Regions from separate parts of the Homo sapiens genome. Here regions 1 and 2 are each linked to region 3. A link is an interaction called in ENCODE POLR2A ChIA-PET data of the cell type or tissue named here. Cell type or tissue: PC-9. All regions are shown on one strand.

Region 1 (4,000 bases), 800 kb after region 3:
GGCATAGGAGCCGGAGCAGGCTCTAGCTTTGGAGCTGACTCCAGCTTTAGAGCTGACTCTAGCTCTGGAGATAGCACTGGATCTGGAGCTGGCTCCTGAAGTTGAATGTAGCTCTGGAGTTGGCACAACAACTGGTTCTAGCTCTGGAGCTGGTGCTAGAACTGGCTCACTCTCTACAGCTTGTGCTGAAGCTGATGGTAGAGCTGACACCGGATCTGGCCCTAGCTCTGGACCTGGTGTCAGAACTGGCACTGGAGCTGGAAGAGGAGAAAGGTTTGCCAGCATGATTGGATTCCATGTGCCTTTTCAAAGACAGAAAGCATCCCACTGCAGGCTGGACATGGTGGCTCACGCCTGTAATCCCAGCACTTTGGGAGGCCAAGGCGGGTGGATCACTTGAGGTTAGCAGTTTGAGACCAGCCTGACCAACATGGTGAAATCCCATCTACTAAAAATACAAAACTAGGCGTGGTGGTGCATGCCTGTAATTGTAGCTACTTGAGAGGCTGAGGCAGGAGAATCACTTGAACCTGGGAGGCAGAAGTTGCAGTGAGCCGAGATTGCACGACTGCACTCTAGCCTGGGCAACAAGAGTGGAACTCCATCTCAAAAAAAAAAAAAAAGCATCCTACTGCTTTAAGAACAGTCCTGGCCCGGTGTGGTGGCTCACGCCTGTACTCCCAGCATTCTGGGAGGCCGAGGCAGGTGGATCACAAGGTCAGGAGATCGAGACCATTCTGACCAACATGGTGAAACCCCGTCTGTACTAAAATCACAAAAATTAGCTAGGCATGGTGGCGTGTGCCTGTAATTCTAGCTACTCAGAAGGCTGAGGCAGGAGAATTGCTTGAACCCAGGAGGCGGAGGTTGCAGTGAGCTGGGATCACGCCACTGCACACCAGCCTGGGCAACAGAGCAAGACTCTGTCTCGGAAAAAAAAAAAAAAAAAAAAAAGCAGTCCCAGCCCAAGAACTCTGCCCCCAGCAAGTCTTCTCAGTCTGCAGCCCACCAAATGAGTGCTCCGAGCTTACTCTCTGCTCCTGTCCAACACCGCTCGTCCCAGGGTGGCCCAGCCCCAGGCCCCTCCCCACACATTCCCGCACACCCACCCCAGTCCTCTTCATCCTCTTACTCTACCCCAGTGGCCTCTAGGTGCTTGAACTGGGCAAGAAGAAGTCAGGCCTAGCACTCCAGGTACCAAGCCAGCATGGTAAGCTGAATGTAGCCACCAACAGCCTCTGGCAGGGAAAGTCTTGAGGCTGACAGAATTCTCCAGGCACTGGTCCAGACAGGAGCCCAGAATGAGGAGATGGCGCTGGGACAGGTGAGTGAGCAGTGGAGTCAGAGGCCTGGCCTTTCCTCCCATGCTACCCTCCTGTGGCACCCCTGCAGGGGTCTAGGCTCCCGTGTCTGCCCTTGCCCACTTCTATACCCCAAACTCCAGCCCCACTCTAGCTGTCCTGGCAGCAGCAGACCTGGTCGTCAAACATGGGGCTAGCAAGGAGCCTCAGGCATAGGGAGCTCTCAATAAATGTCTGACCAGCCGGGCGCAGTGGCTCATGCCTGTAATTCCAGCACTTTGGGAGGCTGAGGCAGGCAAATCACCTGAGGTCGGGAGTTCGGGAGGTGGAGATTGTGGTGAGCCGAGATCTCGCCATTGCACTCCAGCCTGGGCAACAAAAGCAAAACTCCGTCTCAAAAAAAAAAAAAACAAAATGGTCTGACCGGCTCCCCCAAGGCAGGCCTAGAGAGTCTGGGGGAGGCCCTCCCCATCTAGGGACACATGGATCACCCTTGCCCTTCTGCTCAGGAGGTACCCCAGGGCCTCTCCCTGACGCCAGTCCTCCCAGCCCAGGGTGTCTTCTCACACACTGCTCACTCTGTCTGCCCACATTCTTCCTGTAATTTTTTTTTTTTTTGATACAGAGTCTCACTCTATTATTCAGGCTGGAGTGCAGTGGCATGATCTTGGCTCACTGCAACATCCACCTCCCGGGTTCATGCGATTCTCTCACCTCAGCCTCCCAAGTAGCTGGGATTACAGGCAGGCGCCACCACACCCAGCTAATTTTTGTGTTTTTAGTAGAGATGGGGTTTCGCTATGTTGGCCAGGCTGGTCTTGAACTCCTCACCTCAAGTGATCCGCTCACCTCGGCCTCCCAAAGTGCTGGGATTACAGGTGTGAGCCACTGCGCCCAGCCAGTCTGTCCACATTCTTGACATCTGTCCCTACTCGCTAGCCAAACCGCAGCTTCCAGAGAAGAGTGGGCCTGGCCCCCAGCTTTGCCAGGGGTGGTCAGGTGGGTGAGCACTTTCCATTCCTAGCATAGCCACAGAGTACACTCCTCCTACCATCTGTCTCCCCCTTCCAGTGGAAAAGATGGTGCTGTCCCAGGGGACCTGGCACCATGCCACCAAGCTCAACCACAGCCCTCTCTGCACCCCACCAGGCAGATAGAACCACCAGAGGAGTCTGGTTTCCCTTTAGTTACAGACGGGGGTGGCCATCATCACACCCCTCTAATCCTGATGTACCACGGCCAGGGAGCCACATGCAGCCAGTGGCCTCACAGGGCTATGGTTAACTCTGGACACACATCCACTATGCAGTCACGGACTAATATAGGCAGAAGCCCAGAATGCTCTCTGGCTGATAGCTCTGCCTTCTGTTACTCAGCACTCAGTTGGAAGTATGCTAAGTCATCAGCATGCTTCCACTTCACCCAGTCTCCTGGGAGGATCAAAACCAAATCCTACTGTCTATTGCAGCATCTGGCTTTAGCCTAGGTTTTCTGGAATAACTATACCCCCCACCCCCACTGTAAGTTGATTGTGTTTGAAATCTAGACTGCTACTGCTATACCCCTAGCACTTAGAAGAGTAGACAGTCTAGTGTCCATGTTGATAAATCGTTGGTTAGGGTTCTAGCACATGCTGCCTTTATTAAAAACTGTCCCAAACCCATTTACAAAAGCAGTAGCTAGTGCAAGGGTGTGTGGCTTATAGTGGGGGGCAGGCTGGACTTGAAACTAGAGAAAGCCTAATTCTTGCTTATTTCAAAGGTTCATTCCAGGGGTGTGAGTGAGGTATTAGCTACATGTGCTTGGGGACATCAAAGTACCCTGGACCCCTCCAGTCAGAGAAAAGGGGTCTGGGAAGTCTTTCATGCCAGGATATTCAAAATGCATCTGTGGCCGGGCACAGTGGCTCATGCCTGTAATCCCAGCACTTTGGGAGGCTAAGACAGGAGGATTGCTTGAGGCCAAGAGTTCAAGACTAGTCTGGGCAACATATTGAGCTACAAAAAATTTAAATATTTTTCTTTTCCTACAAAAAATTTTAAAATTAGCTGGGTGTGGTGGCACACACCTGTAGTCCCAGCTACTTGGCAGGGCTGAGGTGAGAGGATCACTTGAGCCTGGGAGGTTGAGGCTGCAGTAAGCCTCATCCCACCACTGCACTACAGCCTGAGCAGTACAAGAGACTGTCTCAAAAAAATAGTAACATTTTAAAAAATTTAAAAAGAATAATAAAGTGCACCTGTAAGCACTATACAGTGTGTTTTCCCAACTCTGTCCCCTGAGAAGGCCTAGAAGCAACTGTACCACAATAACAGTAAGCATACCTTGTGCCTAGATTTTGGTACCTAAATACCATTCTCCACTAAAAAGCCAGACAAGAGGAACCAACAGATGTTAAAAGTAGTGGATTAAAGTTTGATGAGGAATAAGATATTTATATAGTCTCAAAGCATCATCCCACAAAATACTTGTTAATAAGTACATGATACTCATTAACTTTACAATGGAAAAACCTGCAGGTACTATCTTTTTTTGTTTTGGTTTTGGTTTTGAGACAGGGTTTCACTCCCATTGCCCAGGTTAGAGTGCAATGACACAATCTTGGCTCACTGCAACCTCCCCCTCCTGGGCTCAAGCGATTCTCCTGCCTCAGCCTCCCGAGAAGCTGGGACTACAGGCACACATCACTGCACCCAGCT
Region 2 (4,000 bases), 97 kb after region 3:
AGACTTTTTATAATCACCTCGAAGTCTCCCAGGGCTCTGTACGGTAACATAGGCATGTTAACATCTTCATTTTACAGCAGAAGAAGCTGAGGCTCAAGTTGAGTGGCTTGCCACTGGTGGGGACCAAGTGTAGGTTCTAACCCAGGGTGTCTGTCTCCAGAGACTGCCACAGTGCCTCCTAATTCCACCACGGCCACATCCTTCTTGTTAGAATGGGAGGAATGGCCTTGAGGGGTCAGACAGGGGCCAGGCTCCCACCAGCCTCTAAAGCCTTCAGGACCTTGGTGATAGAAGCTCTGCGTCCCTCTCCTTGCCCCCTGAGTATGAAGCTGACAGATGAAAGTGGAATGGGTGCCAAGGAAGCTGGGCGTCAGGCTTCTGAGAGCCGAGCCCCAGCCTCGATAAGATGCCTGGCACACACCTGAGGGCACCGGGGAGTGGAGAGGAAGAGTCCTGCTGGGTTCTGAATGCGGGGCCGCCAGTCCCTATCCCCTAAGGGAAGAGAGCACAGAAACTTCCCAAGGCTCATAGGCCCCAGCCTGGGGTGGACAGCTCTGCAGAGCCCAGTGGCCAGTCACACTCCGTGGGAAAGCCTTGGCCCTGGCCCCCCCGGGAGCCACGCTGGTGCCGCCTCCTGCCCACGGCTTGGCTCAGCGGGTTCCCAAGTGGCTTTACTTCCTCCCCCCTCTTGCTCCCACCTCCCACAGTCCCCAGGGAGACAGGGAGGCCACTGGCAGAGTTGACCCTCAGTCCCCAAGTCCCACAGGCCCCTGCAAGCGCCTTCCCCCACACACCTCAGAGCCAGGCTTCCCCAGGAGGAGCAGGAGGGGACTCTACCCCTCCCCAAGGAGCCCCTGCCCCAGGTCCATTTAGGGCTGGCCGGCCCCATCCCCACTCCTTCCGCTGTCCACTGAGGCTCCACTCTCGGCTGCAATAACAGGGCTTTGGGTATGGGCTGTTGTTTTTGCAGCTGGGATGGGGCGGAGCAGCAGCGGGAAGGCGTCTAGGGCACTGACCGTCTGAGAAAGCCCCGAGCCCACATTCCCACTAGGCCCAGGGCAGCCCCTTCAGGCTAGTGACAGAGCTGTTCCTGGGGAGAGAGGCCCATGGGCGAGGCCCAAGCATAGAGGGCAGGCAGAGAAGGAGGCCAGCCAGTAGGGCTGAGAGAGTTTAGGGGAGCCTAGGAGCCCCACGCCCTCTCTGAGCCACCCCTCCCCAGATGACTGTGGCCTCCCTCGTTTCTAACTGCAGCTGGACCCAGCCTCTCCCCGCTCGCCCAGCCCCCGCACACATCTGGGAGATGCTGGAGAAAGCTTCTTTAAAACCAAGAACAAACACAACCAAACATCTCATTTACTAAGGGGAAAATGCTGGAAACTAAAAAGAATGAAATCAAGATCACCCCTAGTCCCTTCATTCAAAAATATTCATTATGAACATCTTGACATATTTCCCCATAAGCTATTTTTAAAGTTGTGGTAAAATAGACATAACATAAAATTTACCTTTTTAAAAATTTTATTTATTTATTTTTTTTTTTTTTTGAGATGGAATCTCGCTCAGTTGCCCAGGCTGGAGGGCAGAGGTACGATCTCAGCTCACCGCAACCTCTGCCTCCCGGGTTCAAGCAGTTCTCTTGCCTCAGCCTCCCGAGTAGCTGGGATTACAGGCGTGTGCCACCACACCCGGACCAATTTTTTTGTATTTTTAGTAGAGATGGGGTGTCACCATATTGGCCAGGCTGGTTTCGAACTCCTGACCTTGTGATCTGCCCACCTCGGCCTCCCAAAGTGCTAGGATTACAGGCATGAGCCACCGCACCCGGCCCTAAAATTTACCATTTTAACCATTATTTTGTGTACAGTGGCATTCGTACATTCACACTGTTTTACAACCATCATCACCAGCCAGCTCCAGGACTTTTCATCTTCCCAAACTCTGTACCCATGAAATACTAACTCCCCATTCCCACCTCCCCCCAGCCCCTGGCAACCACTTTTCTACTTTCTGTCTCTCCAAATTTGGCAACTCTAGGTACCTTGCCTAAGTGGATCATACAGTATTTGTCCTTTCCTGTCCGGCTTCTTTCACTGAGCATATTAGCTTCAAGGTGCATCTATGTTGCAGCATGTGTCAGAATTTCCTTCCTTTTAAATGCTGAGTAATATTCTGTTGTGTGTCACATTTTGTTTATCCATTCATAACCTGTTTTTCAAGATTATACTTTGTCAGATGTTAAATACTCTGATTTTTTTTTTAACTCAGCTGTTGCCATGTCATTAAATTTTTTTTCTCAACATGATTCTTTTTTTTTTTTTAAGACAGGGTATCACTCTGTCACCCAGGCTGGGATGATTGTGGCATAATCACAGCTTACGGCAACCTTGACCTCCCAAGCTCAGGTGATCCTCCCACCTCAGCCTCCCAGGTAGCCGAGACTACAGGTATATGCCACCACACCCAGCTAATTTTTTGTATTTTTTGTAGAGACAGGGTTTTGCCACATTGCCCAGGCTGTTCTCAAACTCCTGGACTTAAGTGATCTACCCTCTTTAGCCTCCCAAAGTTCTGTGACTACAGGTGTGAGCCACCATGCCTGGCCCTAAACATGATTTTTAGGGCTGCCTTTTCATTCCTCGTAGATGGAATGGCACGTATTTCACCAGTATCCTACTCTTAAATACTGAGATACTTTCTTTGTCTGCTTGGTTTGTTTGTTCACTATTATAAATGGCCCCGAGAAAAACATCTTGGTAGAAATTTTTTGGAGGGCCCTCCTGTGGCCCTGCCTGACTTCTGACGTCTCAGGTGATTTCCCAAGGGAGAACCCCAGGAGTAGAATTGCTCTTCAAAGTGATAAACACTCCCCAGTCTCTTGATAAATATCCCCCCAAACTTTCCAGAAAAATCATGCCCACTGCTCCTCCATGAGCAGGGTAGGAAATCCAGAGGCTTTTCCTTTGCTCACCACACATTCAGCAAATTTCTGAGCATCCATGGGCCTGGCCCTGAGGACCTGGGGTGCTGGGCTGTGCCTCATCTCTCCCTGGAGAAAGGTGGAGAGCTCTACAAACAAGGGTTCAGGGACTCCTGCAGCTCCCTGTCTTAAATCCTTGATGGCCATGGAGCCGAGTGGCTCGGGAGAGAGCCAGCCTGGGCAAGGAAGCAACTAGTGGGGTGGGGGTACAGCATCTCTATCCCAGGTGTGGCTTAAGGCTGGCCTAGGTCCACTCTGCAGACCCCTTAGTGGCTGCCCAGCCAGCCCCATGCAGAGGAGTAGCTATGTAAATGACAGCTGTTGAGGGTTTACTATGGGCCGGGCCCACTGACCCCTCACACAAACCCTGTGCTACAAGTACCTTTATTATCTCCGTTTTGCTGACCAAGGGACCGGGTTCCATTTGGTACTGTGTTTAAGGCACACAGCTGGTGTGCAGTAGAGCTGGGATTCATAATCAGGTCTAACTCCAGAGCTTGTGCTCTAGATGGTTCCCACGTCCTGCTGCTTCTCCCAGGGGCTCTCCTGGCATCCCAAGTCTGGGAGAAGAAAAGGAAGCACTGTGGGCCAGTGATGGTCTGTGGGGTGGGATCAGCTCTGCCCTCTCTGCCCAGCCTTGCTCAGCCCTAGGCCAGAGACCTCTGGCCACAGGGAATGAGGAACACTCCATGTCCCAGAGGGATCTGGCTAGGGCAGGAATGGGGCGACTAGGGCAGGGGCAGCGGGATCCACGCTGCACACAGAAAGCCTGATTGTGTACAGACTGTGTTCTTTGGAAAAACAAGTATCATGAAGTCGTCTTGTTTTGGACAATCTGATGTCCCAGAGACCCAATGCCAAAAAAAAAAAAAAAAAAAAGGGCTGAGGAACTGGAGCCAGCACCGTTGAAGCCTTCAGGTGAAGCTGGCCCTTCAAGGGTGGGGAATGGGAGCTCCCGCAGGCTCCCAAGCTGGAACCCGGTGCTGACGGCTCCTAGGGGTCCAGGCTTTGGGCCGGAGAAAT
Region 3 (4,000 bases):
CATTGTTTTCTCAGTTCTGGGAAGCCTAGTACATTAGTACTAATGTAATCACTGAAACCTTTTCTTGAAATAAGGGAAGCAGCCAAACTTTGATTAAAGTTGCAAGTTCTGGGGACTTGCGGGGGTTGTCATAAACTGTAACAGTGGGTTTTGGTTCAGCATGTAAATGCAACTTTGATTTTCTTGAGGACCGATTGACCTGTCATGTCCCTGTATCCTCATGCTCATCATCTCAGCAGGCCTGAGAGGCTGGGTCAGTTTGGGTGTTCATCATGAGGATTGCTTCTGCCATGGAGCTGATGGACATGGGCAGGTTGCTGAGAAGGTGGGGTGAAAGTGAGTGCCGGGGGTGGGTGAGTGCCCTGGTCTTGTTCATAGGGGAGCCTTTCCCTAGCAGTGGAACGCTGTGGTCATTTTCTCTAGCATATTCCCTTGGGAAGTCTAGATTTGCTATTAATCTGGCTGAGAATCTAAGTTCTGTGCCTTAGAGACAGTTTGCACTTTCCCATATTGTGCCTGGGACAGCCATATGATTTTTTTTCCCACCAAACAAGTATGCAAACAGAAACCAGTTCAAAGGGGGATGGAGTAAAAGATGAGGCAGTAGAAATGCCTTTGAATGGTTTTCTGTAGCTAATTCTCTTTAAATTTTGTCCTGCTTTTTTTCTTTATGCAGTGCTAGGTGTTTTAAGTTTTCTAGTAGTATTGCTTTTGAGTTACAGTATAACCTGAGTTACTCCTCTGCTCTAACATTGTTGCAGAAGAACTAGTTTATTGTTAGCCAGGTTGCTTGAAAGGTTGAGAGTGGAGTGGTTTGGCATTTCTGTTTTAAATAAACATTTAAGCTCTTAATCAGTACTGTGCTTCAGTAAGCCTGTGCATGGACCTTAGTCTCTGGGGATAAAACATCCAGATTCTAAGCCTCCGTGAATCTTTGATTCTGTGAGTCTTTATATAAATAATGTTCTTGGAACAGAAACAATGCAAGGGACATCTGCACAGAAATATTCTTTGCTTCTCTCCAGTTTCTTATTCTTGCCAGCAGAATCATTGCTGCTGCTACAGCTTTTTTCCCAAAAATGTCTAAAAGTGCCGAAAGTGCAGAGGGAGGGAAAAAATGAGCCACTAAAAGAAGGATGATCCTTTCTTGTACCTACCTCCTCAGTCTCAGTGGGGGCCTTTCCAAGTGATAATGCCAGTTTATGGTTTGTAAAACTTTTCCTTCAAAGAGATTGAACTGAATTTGGTCTCCCTGGCATAGCACAGCCAAGTTACAACTTCTCTTGGCTGAGCATTTCACTGAAGTTTAAAGCAAAAGTACACTAAAAAATTTCATTTCACTTGCCATATGTTCACAAACATTCATAATAGAACAATTCAGGGGCAAGAATACATTTTAAATAAATTCATTCACATGAAATCCCTAAACCTCCAAAAAAGTATTCATGATGGTCAGGGCAGAGTGGGCTATAATCAGGACTATAAAACATGTTCCTAACTGCTGCAAAGCCAAAAATCATTTATTGTTTCAATGATTAACTGTGGAAATAAACACGCTGATCATTAAACCTCACAGAATGATGAACATTAGGGAGAAAAACTCCACTATGTCACATCTCTGTTACCACCTGTGTAGCTGTGGAGAGTGATAAATTGATAATGAAAGCAAACATTGGCCAGAAGGTGCTGTGCTGCATTACATACATTGCTGTTAAGAAATACTGTCTCGGGCCAGACGCAGTGGCTCACGCCTGTAATCCCAGCACTTTGGGAGGCCGAGGCGGGCGGATCACGAGGTCAGGAGATCGAGACCATCCTGGCTAACACAGTGAAATCCCGTCTCTACTAAAAATACAAAAAAATTAGCTGGGTGTTGTGGCAGGTGCCTGTAGTCCCAGCTACTCTGGAGGCTGAGGCAGGAGAATGGCGTGAACCCAGGAGGCGGAGTTTGCAGTGAGCTGAGATTGCGCCACGGTACTCCAGCCTGGGCGACAGAGTGAGACTCCATCTCAAAAATAAAAAAAAAAATACTGTCTTGGCAGGACAGGCGCGGTGGCTCACGCCTGTAATCCCAGCACTTTGGGAGGCCGAGGTGGGCAGGTCAGGAGTTCAAGACCATCCTGGCTAACACAGTGAAACCCCATCTCTACTAAAAATACAAAAAATCAGCCGGGCGTGGTGGTGGGCGCCTGTAGTCCCAGCTACTCGGGAGGCTGGGGCAGAAGAATGGCGTGAACCCGGGAGGCGGAGCTTGCAGTGGGCCAAGATCACTCCACTGCACTCCAGCCTGGGTGACAAGAGCGAGACTCCGTCTCAAAAAAAAAAAAAAAGAAATACTGTCTCGGCACATCTGCATACATTTTTAATGAAATGAGTTTCCACATGAGGAGTTTCCCCGTGAAATTTCTCCTATGGTGTAACCTTATGAACTTTATAATGTTTACTTGCACTAAACATTTCTTGGATAAAGTTGTATAAAATACAGACATTAAGAAGCAGCATGCATTTACTGTCATCGTCTGAGCTATCCAGGAAGAAATTCAGATTTTTTTAAAAAAAGGTTCTTATCTCTTCCCAGAGACCAGATCAAGATAAATTTAAAAGATGAAAGATATTTCTTTTTTTTTTTTCTTTTTTTTTTTTTGAGATGGATTCTTACTAGGTCACCAGGCTGGAGTGCAGTGGCGCGATCTCAGCTCACTGCAACCTCTGCCTCCTGGGTTCAAGCAATTCTCCTGCCTCAGCCTCCCGAGTAGTTGGGACTACAGGTGTGCGCCACCACGCCCAGCTAATTTTTGTATTTTTAGTAGAGACGGGGTTTCACCATGTTGGCCAGGATGGTCTCGATCTCTTGACTTTGTGATCCGCCCACCTCGGCCTCCCAAAGTGCTGGGATTACAGGCATGAGCCACCATGCTCGGCCTTGAAAGATATTTCTAATATAACCAAGGCCTAAACATGTAGAGATTAAAGGGAACACTTAAGGCATTGACTATTGTTTTATTTCTTTAGCAAAATGAGAGCAAACAACTGCTTCCTTTTTAGAAAGCACTCCCCACATATAACAACAATTTGTTCTCTCTGGAGGGCCCGGATCTATGACCTTACTAACATCCAGCGATCCCAAATCCAAGTGCCTGTGGTACCAGGCAGATAAGGTAAAGAAGTGAAGCAGGCCAAGTGAGACTGCAGTGGTCTGGTGCTACCATTCCCATCTGGAGGAGCATCTGATTCTAAACCCCACCCAATTTGTGCCATGCGGGTTGCTGGCCCAGTGTTTCCAGAACTTCCAGTTTTTCAAGAGATGTTCCATATCCCAGTTTTTAAATGTCAGATCATATTATGAATGCTAGGCCAGCGAAATAAAACATCTGTGGAGCAAAGCAATCCACATGTTGCCATTTTGTGACCTTGGCCACAGCTTACTCTTGCCATCTATTGCAATGTACTGGTTTACATTCCCACTTAAAGTGTACATTTCATTGAACTTGCCTAGGGAATGTACCTATTAGGTTAAATATCCATTATCTCTGTGTGAGGTTTCCTTAAGGGGCTAACCATAAAGCTTTATTATGTGATACCTCCTTTCCTTTGGAACAATTAAAAAGAGTGCAAAGAAATGTGTGCTCCTATTTAAATATATAGGATTTTTTCCCAGCCTGTGTCCTGCAGCTTCACCGCTAAAGCCTTAACTCACATTTCAAATTGGTCTGATCTGTTAGCCCAATTTTTTTTTCTTTTTTTTTTTTTTTTTTTTGAGATGGAGTCTCACTAGGTCACCAGGCTGGAGTGCAGTGGAAATGGAGCAAGAGTGAGTGGCCATTTGTTACTTAGTAAAATAGGATTTTGTTGTCTGTCTAGCCCTGTTGACTAGCTCAAATTGAGCAGTTTTTCTCCAGTATTTTAAACTAACAATTTGAGTAATACAGAACAGTAATCCTAAGATTTCTATCTGTTGTGCTAACTTCACTCCTATCTGAACTGATAATACTCTCGCAGA

The links. ChIA-PET counts read pairs that join two places held together with the same protein. Peaks named below come from ENCODE experiments on the same cell type or tissue, not always from the same donor. Only the 100,000 strongest peaks of a DNase experiment are listed, where the experiment ranks them.
Region 1: POLR2A ChIA-PET joins it to region 3 with 6 read pairs; 2 of 35 experiments call an interaction of 5 or more read pairs at or near these places.
Region 2: POLR2A ChIA-PET joins it to region 3 with 6 read pairs; 3 of 35 experiments call an interaction of 5 or more read pairs at or near these places.

What each region holds. Positions count from the first base shown.
Region 1 is chr14:74,274,023-74,278,022 of GRCh38, reverse strand. No RefSeq gene overlaps it. Among named protein-coding and RNA genes, the nearest start is that of ABCD4, 27 kb to the left of the region's middle. In PC-9, no CTCF peak of the experiment used is centred here; DNase peaks (open chromatin) are centred at 2,272 and 2,652; H3K27ac peaks cover 1,855 bases.
Region 2 is chr14:74,981,681-74,985,680 of GRCh38, reverse strand. No RefSeq gene overlaps it. Among named protein-coding and RNA genes, the nearest start is that of EIF2B2, 19 kb to the left of the region's middle. RefSeq lists an enhancer at 3,884-4,000. In PC-9, no CTCF peak of the experiment used is centred here; a DNase peak (open chromatin) is centred at 2,170; H3K27ac peaks cover 432 bases.
Region 3 is chr14:75,078,973-75,082,972 of GRCh38, reverse strand. ZC2HC1C (zinc finger C2HC-type containing 1C) reads right to left here. Exons shown (of 3, transcript NM_024643.4): 3 at 2,985-4,000. NEK9 (NIMA related kinase 9) reads left to right here. Exons shown (of 22, transcript NM_033116.6): 22 at 1-3,620. Among named protein-coding and RNA genes, the nearest start is that of ZC2HC1C, 11 kb to the right of the region's middle. In PC-9, no CTCF peak of the experiment used is centred here; no DNase peak of the experiment used is centred here.